2 separate regions of the Homo sapiens genome follow, and region 1 is linked to region 2. A link is an interaction called in ENCODE POLR2A ChIA-PET data of the cell type or tissue named here. Cell type or tissue: MCF 10A. All regions are shown on one strand.

Region 1 (5,000 bases), 180 kb after region 2:
TTTCTCTCTATTTTAATTCTACAAGGTAGTATTATTATAGTTGTATGCATCTTATTATTGTTCTATATAGACAATATTAACTTAGATTTACCCATATATTTATCATTTTTTGGTATCTCTTCTATACCTCCAAACTTCCATTTGGAATAATTTACCTTCTGCCTGAAAGGACTTTTGTCATTTCTTTTAATAAAGGTCTGCTGATAAGAAATTCATTCAGTTTTTGTCTACTTGGAAGTATTTATTTCATGATCACTCTTAAAGGATATTTTGACTGGGTGTATAACTCTAGCCTGTTAATTATTTTTTTCAGCACTACAACGATCTCATTTCCATTGGTATCTGTTTTCCCATGTTTCTGTTGAGTAGTTGGCTGTCAAACTAACAAATGGTCATTTAAAGTTAATCTACCACTTTTCCTTTGGCTGCTCTTGATATTTCTCCTTGTCTTTGGTTTTTGCAGTTTTATTTTTTGTTGACTTTTTTTTTTTAATCTTGCTTGGGTTCTGCAGGACTTCTTAGATCTGTATTGATGTCTGTATCATTTTGGAAATATCTCAACCATTATCTCTTTAAATATCATTTTTGCCTATTCTCTCTTCTTTTGTTGAGGACCCCAACTTCCCATATGATGAAATTTCTCACAATTCTAATTTCTGTATCTCTTGCTGCCTTAGCCTGGGTTGCCTGGAAAGCAGAGCCTGATATAAAGGCTTGCATGCAGGTACATTACTTACGGATGTGATTCTAGGAACAAATGTGAGGAATGAGGGGTATGGAACAGGGAAGGAGCAAGAACCAATACAAGTATTTGACTGAGTCAGCTGGTGTGACAGACAACTCGGGCTGCATCTCAGGACTCAGGAGGAATCTTATAAAATATGTCCCTGAACTCACTCATTCACAAAGAGCTGTTAGAAATACAGCTTGGCACAAAGCTGGAGGCATCACGCTACCTGACTTCAAACTATACTACAAGGCTACAGTAACCAAAACAGCATAGTACTGGTACCAAAACAGAGATATAGACCAATGGAACAGAACAGAGCCCTCAGAAATAATACCACACATCTACAATTATCTGATCTTTGACAAACCTGGCAAAAACAAGAAATGGGGAAAGGAGTCCCTATTTAATAAATGGTGCTGGGAAAACTGGCTAGCCATATGTAGAAAGCTGAAACTGGATCCCTTCCTTACACCTTATACAAAAATTAATTCAAGATGGATTAAAGACTTAAATGTTAGACCTAAAACCATAATAACCCTAGAAGAAAACCCAGGCAATACCATTCAGCCCATAGGCATGTGCAAAGACTTCATGACTAAAACACCAAAAGCAATGGCAACAAAAGCCAAAATTGACAAATGGGATCTAATTAAACTAAAGAGCTTCTGCACAGCAAAAGAAACTACCATCAGAATGAACAGGCAACCTACAGAATGGGAGAAAATTTTTACAATCTACCCATCTGACAAAGGGCTAATATCCAGAATCTACAAAGAATTTAAACAAATTTACAAGAAAAAAATCAAACAACCCCAACAACAAGTGGGTGAAGGATATGAACAGACACTTCTCAAAAGAAGATATTTATGCAGCCAACAGACGCGTGAACAAATGCTTATCATCACTGGTCATCAGAGAAATGCAAATCAAAACCACAATGAGATATCAACTCACACCAGTTAGAATGGCGATCATTAAAAAGTCAGGAAAAAACAGATGCTGGAGAGGATGTGGAGAAATAGGAACACTTTTACACTGTTGGTTGGACTGTAAACTAGTTCAACCATTGTGGAAGTCAGTGTGGTGATTCCTCAAGGATCTAGAACTAGAAATACTATTTGACCCAGACATCTGATTACTGGGCATATACCCAAAGGATTATAAATAATGCTGCTATAAAGACCCATGCACACGTATGTTTATTGTGGCACTATTCACAATAGCAAAGACTTGGAACCAACCCAAATGTCCATCAATGATAGACTCGATTAAGAAAATGTGGCACATATACACCTTGGAATACTATGCAGCCATAAAAAAGGATGAGTTCATGTCCTTTGTAGGGACATGCATGAAACTGGAAACCATCATTCTGAGCAAACTATCGCAAGGACAGAAAACCAAAGACCGCATGTTCTCACTCATAGGTGGGAATTGAACAATGAGAACACTTGGACACAGGGTGGGGAACATCACACACTGGGGCTTGTTGTGGGGTGGGGGGAGGGATAGCATTAGGAGATATACCTAATGTAAACGACAAGTTAAGGGGTACAGCACACCAACATGGCACATGTATACATATGTAACAAACCTGCACATTGTGCACATGTACCCTAGAACTTAAAGTATAATAAAAAAAAAAAAGAAGAAAAGGAAAAAAAAGAAATATGGCTTGGCATCTCAACTTTCTCCTGTGGAGGCTGCATACACACCCAGGGGAAAAATGGCTACAAGGCCAGGTGCGGTGGCTCATACCTGTAATTCCAGCACTTTGGGAGGCCAAGGCAGGAGGACTGGTTGAGCTCAGGAGTTCGAGACCAGCCTGGGCAACATAGACCTCTACTAAACATCTCTACTAAAATTAAAAAAAAAATTAGCTGGGCATGGTGGCACATGCCTGCAGTCCCAGCTACTCAGAGGGCTGAGGCAGAAGGATCATCTGAACCTGGGAGGCTGAGGCTGCAGTGAGCCCTGATTGTGCCACTGCACTCCAGCCTGGGCAACAGAGCAAGACCTTGTGTAAAAAAACAAAAGTGGTTACACACCAGGCTCATCATCCTGGGTCTCTGTTGTTCCCAGATCCTGGTCCAGCAATTCCACACCAGTTTCAGGCTCTCCGATTTCTTCAAGCAAATGCTTTAAATATTTTGTTCATTGTTGTCCCCTTTGGGAGTGTGAGTCTATCTAATTAGTCATCATCTAAATGGAAAATATTGCATAATGTTCCACTGATGTTTAGCAGCATCTCTGGCCTTCCCCCCACAGATGCCAGTAGCATCCTACCTAGTCATGATCATAAAAATTGTTGCCAGACATTGACAAATGTCCCCTGGTGGACAAAATGGCCCTTGGTTGGGAAGCACTGGGTTAGACCAACCGGAACCCACCTCTAACCCTGGCACTCACTTCCATTAGAACACTGGCCCACGTGGAGGACGTTTATCTCAACAAAAACAGGTTCTGCCAGCATGTCAGAAGAGGCACATGATGCTGGCAGGCAGCCCACAGTGTGCCTCACAGCTCAAACCAGAAGCAAACCCTACTTCTAGTCCAGTGCTTTTTCCCAGTCCCATGCTGTTTCAACTCCTTCCACTCTCAGGAGGCTGGGGTCTTCAAATCTGTAAATTCTAACAACTCCCCAGGTGTTTTGCACAGTCAGCCAGGCCCTGGTCCAGTCAACCAGTGTTTGGAGATCACTGACTAAGCCTAAGTTTTATTTCAACTTAAGATAGGGACCTGGATAGAGAGAACTTTCAAGCTAGGCAACAGGTGTTTTTGTTTTTGTTTTATTTTTTAGACTTTTGGGGAGGGGATGGAATATAACAAACTTATACAGAAAAGTGTACAAGTGTACAAACTTACATAGAAAAGTGTACATAAATATGCAGCTAAACAAGCTGATATAAAACAAAACCCAGGTAACCCCCTCCAAGGTCATGATACAAAACATCAGCATTTCAGATGCCACCCCCACCCATTCCTGATCATAATCTGTGTCCCATGGCTAAATCACAGCCTTGCAGAGTCCCAGCCCAGCAGAGGAGAGGGGTGTTTCGTCAGCGTCTCACCTGCATCCCTGCAGCCCCTCCCAGCCCAGAGCTGCCTCTCAGGTGTCTTCTGCAGGCGGGCAGTCCCTCAGGTCCCCAGTACAAATTGGTGGTGGCAGTGATTCTCCAAGGTCTCCAGTCTCAGAGACACTGGACTCAGGTTCCCCAAATTGGAATGCTCTACGTATTTCTCTATTTCCTATTTGCTTTTAAAGTGCTAATCTGTTGCAAATTTAGTTTTTAAAAGTATTTTAAAACTCCCAATGCACAAGCAGTACCCCAGACCAGTGATACCAGAATTTCTGGGGTGTCACGTAGGCATCTTTCCAGATGATTCCAACATGCAGCCAAAGTTGAGAGCCACTGTCTTAAAGTTCAGCCCCTCTGGGGTGACACTATAAAGCACAGCCACAATTCATGATGCCCGGTTGAAGCCTTTGCCTCTGCTGCCTGGCATACGCAGCTCCTTTTCCCTTCCATGGAATGCCTCTGAGTCCAGTTGCTGCCATTGTGAAGGTACCCACACTCTCATTATGGAGCCCAACACTGTCATGGCCTCCTGGCATAGGGCACTCGGAGGAAGGAAACTGGAGAAGCAGGACCTGAGCCATGGGAAGGGAAGGAGAAGGTGTTCATCTCCTTAGGGTTGCCTCTCTGGTGTGTGCATGTAAACAAAGAGTGGAGCGAGAAACTTGGCCCCTGAGAAAACGCAAATGCTTTAAGTCAGTTACTGAGTTCAGGAGACCTTCCTCCTGTGAGTTCATAAATGATTTGCTTCCCTATAAAGACTTAGGAGCTCTGTGACACTTACTGAAGTGAAAGCGAGAGTGTTCAGAGCTTGCGTCTGCAGTCACATACTGATAAACACGGCGAATAACACCAATCCAAATCCCCAGTGCCTATAGCAGTGCCCAGCATGTGAAAGTGCCCAGTGGTATCTGTAGAATGAAGAGTGAACAGACGTCACACTGACCTAGCTGATGTGTGGGAAGAACAGAGCTTTGGCCTGGTGGAGAAAGGCAGGGAATGGAGGCGCTGGCTCAGGCTCTGGAGTTCTGCAGTGGAGGGAGGGGAATAAACTGCTATGAAGGCACAGGGCAGACCTATGAAGAAGGCAAGAACTATGTGGGACACGAAAATCCTCCTGCCTGCTGCCTTGGCTCACAAGCATCAGAGTGAGGAAATGAGGGTGTCCTCACCCACCCTGCTCTCTGGAGGGC
Region 2 (5,000 bases):
AGAAATAACACCACACATCTACAGCCATATGATCTTTGACAAACCTGACAAAAACAAGAAATGGGGAAAAGATTCTCTATTTAATAAATGGTGCTGGGAAAACTGGCTAGCCATATGTAGAAAGCTGAAACTGGGTCCCTTCCTTACACCTTATACAAAAAATTAATTCAAGATGGATTAAAGACTTAAATGTTAGACCTAAAACCATAAAAACCCTAGAAGAAAACCTAGGCAATACCATTCAGGACATAGGCATGGGCAAGGACTTCATGACTAAAACACCAAAAGCAATGACAACAAAAGCCAAAATTGACAAATGGGATCTAATTAAACTAAAGAGCTTCTGCACAGCAAAAGAAACTATTATCAGAGTGAACAGGCAACCTACAAAATGGGAGAAAATTTTTGTAATCTACCCATCTGACATATGGCTAATATCCAGAATCTACAAATAACTTAAACAAATTTACAAGAATAAAAACAAACTTATCAAAAAGTGGGCAAAGGATATGAACAGACACTTCTCAAAAGAAGACATTTATGCAACCAACAGACACATGAAAAAATGCTCATCATCACTGGTCATCAGAGAAATGCAAATCAAAACCACAATGAGATAACATCTCACACCTGTTAGAATGGCGATCATTAAAAAGTCAGGAAACAACAGATGCTGGAGAGGATGTGGAGAACTAGGAACACTTACACTGTTGGTAGGAGTGTAAGCTAGTTCAACCATTGTGGAAGACAGTGTGGCAATTCCTCAAGGATCTAGAACTAGAAATACCATTTGACTCAGCGATCCCATTACTGGGTATATACCCAAAGGATTATAAATCATGCTACTATAAAGACACATGCACACTTATGTTTATTGAGGCACTATTCACAATAGCAAAGACTTGGATCTAACCCAAATGTCCATCAATGATAGACTGGATTAAGAAAATGTGGCACATGTACACCATGGAATACTACGCAGCCATAAAAAATGATGAGTTCATGTCCTTTGCAGGCACATGGATGAAGCTGGAAACCATCATTCTGAGCAAACTATTGCAAGCACAGAAAACCAAACACCGCATGTTCTCACTCATAGGTGGGAAGTGAACAATGAGAACACTTGGATACAGGGTGGGGAACATCACACACTGGGACCTGTTGTGGGGAAGGGGGCAGGGAGAGGGATAGCATTAGGAGAAATACCTAATATAAATGACAAGTTAATGGGTGCAGCAAACCAACATGACACATGTATACCTATGTAACAAACCTGCACGTTGTGCACATGTACCCTAGAACTTAACGTATTAAAAAAACTTGCTATATCATAGTTTTATGTATTTTTGAGGTACATGTGATATTTTGATACATATGTACAATGTGTAATGATCAGATCAGGGTAACTAGGATATACATCACCTCAAACATTTAAGGACAGTTTTTGAAGAGAGAGTATGTCACAGTACGAGTTAGGAAGCACCTGTGCCATGGTCGTGTCCCCTTTCTCATAAGTAATTATTCACAGCTTCTTTCCTTCTATTCTGTTTACTCTAGTAACTGGGGTACTTCTTAGTGTGAGTACAAAGGGAGGTGGAGGTCAGGACCAACATGTACATACAGGTATGTCCTCAGTGTCTGCGTCTCAGGTAGCACTTTTCCAAAATGACATTCAAATAATTGTGAGGTTAAAATTCTATAATTTTTTTTTTGTTTCTTGGATTTTAAATCCTACATTTGGCCTACTATGAAGTTCATGACCATAAATGGAACTTGTATGTCCTAGAGATTAGCAAGTTAGTGGTTTCTTTAAGTCAAAAAAATAACCAGTATTTTTTTAGATTGCTAATAAACTTTAAAAAAAGATTAAAAAAGAAACATTTTTAAATTTTTGAATTAATTTCTAAATTTACCTTTTAATCAGTGAATTCTCACTTGATTGAGCTGTGGGCCAGGGAGTGTCATCTCTGATATCCACTCTGTGGAGGTTGTTGACATGAGCTTTGTATCCCTCTTTGTAACTTTTTGCAAGTTTTCCATGGTACTGGAGAAGAATGTGTGTGCTGCACCTGCTGGGTGAATAAAATGTCCCTTATATGCTGCTTGTGAAGTGTCATATTAATTAGGATAAGGCTGAAGTGCCCAAATAAAGAGGCCCAATGCAGGTCTGAAGCCCATGCATGCGATTGCTCCCCACGGCACTGACTCACGGCAGCAGGGCTGGGTGGGTGCCGCTCCACGTGGCCGGCCAGCCTAAGACCCAGGCCGTGGGCTCGGCCACCTTCACCATGCGGTGTCCCGGGCAGTCCTCTGAGCATCTCTGCTCCAGGAGGGTGGGAGCGTGTCTTCCTCACTGTTTTTCCTCCAAACAGTGCCCCCCTCACAGGAAGCATTCAGTAAGTATTTGTTAAGAACACTAATCAATGAATGAAGAAAAGATGGCCCCTTAGTCATCATAGCGTCAACATTTAATAAATGTTTTTTTAAGTTAAAAATTTTTTTCAATTAGCAGGACATTGTATGCCTCAAAATTTAAAAGATACAAAATAACGTCATCACCATCGTCATCACCATGATTTTGGTAGATTTCTCAGCCTGCCAGTTCCCTTTCCTGGAGGCATCTGCTGTTAACAGCTTATTTGTGTTCTCCAGATATACTTCATAAATGCACAAGCATACGTGCATATGTGCAGACTGGTTTCCAAAATGTTTTCCTATCACAATAAAATGTTTCAACTTCAACCTTGTTTATACAATTTCTGAATCCACGTGGAGAATGTATTTGGTGTCATTTGTTGAGAGGACATTAGGCGGCAGTATAGTATCACAAGGAGGAGGCTGGGGCTGTCTACACATTTTTTTTTTGGCCTGGCACCATGGCTCACGCCTGTAATCCCAGAAGTTTGGGAGGTCAAGGAGGAGGTTCACATGAGCCTAGGATTTCAAGACCGGCTGGGCAACATAGCAAGACCTCTAGCTACTGGAGAGGCTGAGGCTGGAGAAGCTGCAATGAGCTGTGATTGCACCACTGCACTCCAAAGGAAGAGAGAGGTGTTGTGTGGCTATTACATATCTTGCCATATATTTCCAAGTTTTTCTATTACAAATGATGACTCAATGCCTTGAGTCATAAGTCATAATGCTTTGAGCCTGAGGCAGGAGGGTGCTGGAGTGTTTATACACTGGGTCCTGTCAGTTATTGTTGAGTGCTATTCCCTCTGCATATCTGACCTGCTGCACACTCAAGTTCTTGAAAGAGCCTTCGGGCCCAGAGATGAGATACAGGCAGTTGGAGCTGACTGGAGTTGGTGCTGGAAAGCTAGGGTCTGAGGGCCACTGGGGGAGGGTCACTGACACCCTAACTCATGGAATCTTAGAGTTTTGGAGCAGAAAGGGAGCTCAGAGCATACTAGTCTACTCCCTCCCTTCTCTCATGGAGCTGGGATGTGTTTCCCTGAGCACTGCATTCCCATCGTGAAGAGGAGGCTCAGACAGGAAAACATTTTGCAGCTCGCATTTTCCTCACAAGTTCTGTCAAAAGTGAGAGACTGTGCCTTGACATAGTGCATTTTTAAGGTAAGTTTGGAAGCCTCTCACTTATGAATTAAATACAGAAAAGTCATTATTATATATATATATATTTTTTTTTTTTCTTTTTTCTTTTTTTTTCTTTTCCCTCAGAGATCGGGTCTTGCTCTGTTGCCCAGGTTGGAGTGTAATGGTGCCATCATGGCTGAATGCCTTGAACATATCTTGTCTTCTCACCTTTTCAGGCAAGCCCACACTCATCTCAAAGAAAATGCATTGAAGGTCACGTTAAACAGGGTCTTTCTGCTCTTACTACTTCTCCGTGTCATTTGTCTTTTTTCCACACACATTCCTTTTCCTCCTCTGCATTCCTGCGGTTGTTCTCATTTCACCAGTTGGCACAGAGCACCCCATCCTGTCCTTATCTGTGGGGAGCCCTCCAGCCACTCCTGCTGGAATGGGCACATTCTACAAAGGCCTGGGTCTGGGCCTCAGGTCCCTTTGCTTCCCTGTGCTTGGCACAGTGACTGGCAAATCCAGATCTCATTCAGTGTTGGATAAACAAACTTGCCTGCCAATATTTTAGACCTCCTAGGTGTTACAAATATGCAATGGCCCCAGGAATCAAGCATCTGTCTGCTGAGCAGTTAAGCAACAAGACTATCTATAATCATAGACTGTGTGGGGCAGACAGCAATTGCTCCAGAGTTTAATAACTACAGTTATTAACTGGGCCTGGCCCTCTCCCTCTGGAGAGTCCGTCTTCTTCCTAGGCTCCTACACTCCCCTACACAGCCACAGTCCCCTCATCAAAACCAGAAATTTAGCACTGACACAACACAGCCATCCAATCGATGCATCCAAAGTTTCACTGACTGTACCAGTCCTGTCTTTCAGAGCAAAAACAAAACAGAACCAAAAATTTCTTTCCTTTTCCCCCATCCTTTCTGCCCCAGGACTGCCTTCTGGATCCCACGCTGCATTTAGTTGTCTACAACGTGGAAGAGTTCCTCGGGTTTTCTGTATATGTCACGGCCTTGCCATTTTTGAAGAGTACGAGCCAGTTACTTTGTAGAATTCCTCTCAGTTTGAGTCTGTTTGATGTTTATTCATGATTAAATTCAGATTATACATTTTCGGTGGTAATGCCACAGAAGTAATGCATCTTGTCAGGAGGCCTGTGATGTCAATATGTCTCCTTGTTGGTGATGTTAACTTTGATCACTTAGTTAAGACAGTGTCTGCCAGGTTTCTTGACTTTGGTAACTGCACTATTTAAATCAATTCCTGAGATAATTATTATTATCTTCATTTTACAGATGAGAAGACTGAGGCACAAAAGACTTGCCAGGGCTGGACACGGTGTCTCATGCCTGTAATTCCAGCACTTTGGGAGGCCGAGGCAAGCAGATCGCCTGAGCTCAGGAGTTTGATACTAGTCTGGACAACACGGTGAAACCCTTTCTCTACCA

The links. Peaks named below come from ENCODE experiments on the same cell type or tissue, not always from the same donor. Only the 100,000 strongest peaks of a DNase experiment are listed, where the experiment ranks them.
Region 1: POLR2A ChIA-PET joins it to region 2 with 24 read pairs; 4 of 35 experiments call an interaction of 5 or more read pairs at or near these places.

The regions. Positions count from the first base shown.
Region 1 is chr20:24,998,579-25,003,578 of GRCh38, reverse strand. No RefSeq gene overlaps it. Among named protein-coding and RNA genes, the nearest start is that of APMAP, 8.3 kb to the right of the region's middle. In MCF 10A, no CTCF peak of the experiment used is centred here; a DNase peak (open chromatin) is centred at 3,048.
Region 2 is chr20:25,177,167-25,182,166 of GRCh38, reverse strand. No RefSeq gene overlaps it. Among named protein-coding and RNA genes, the nearest start is that of ENTPD6, 16 kb to the left of the region's middle. In MCF 10A, a CTCF peak has its summit at 2,852; DNase peaks (open chromatin) are centred at 3,036 and 3,986.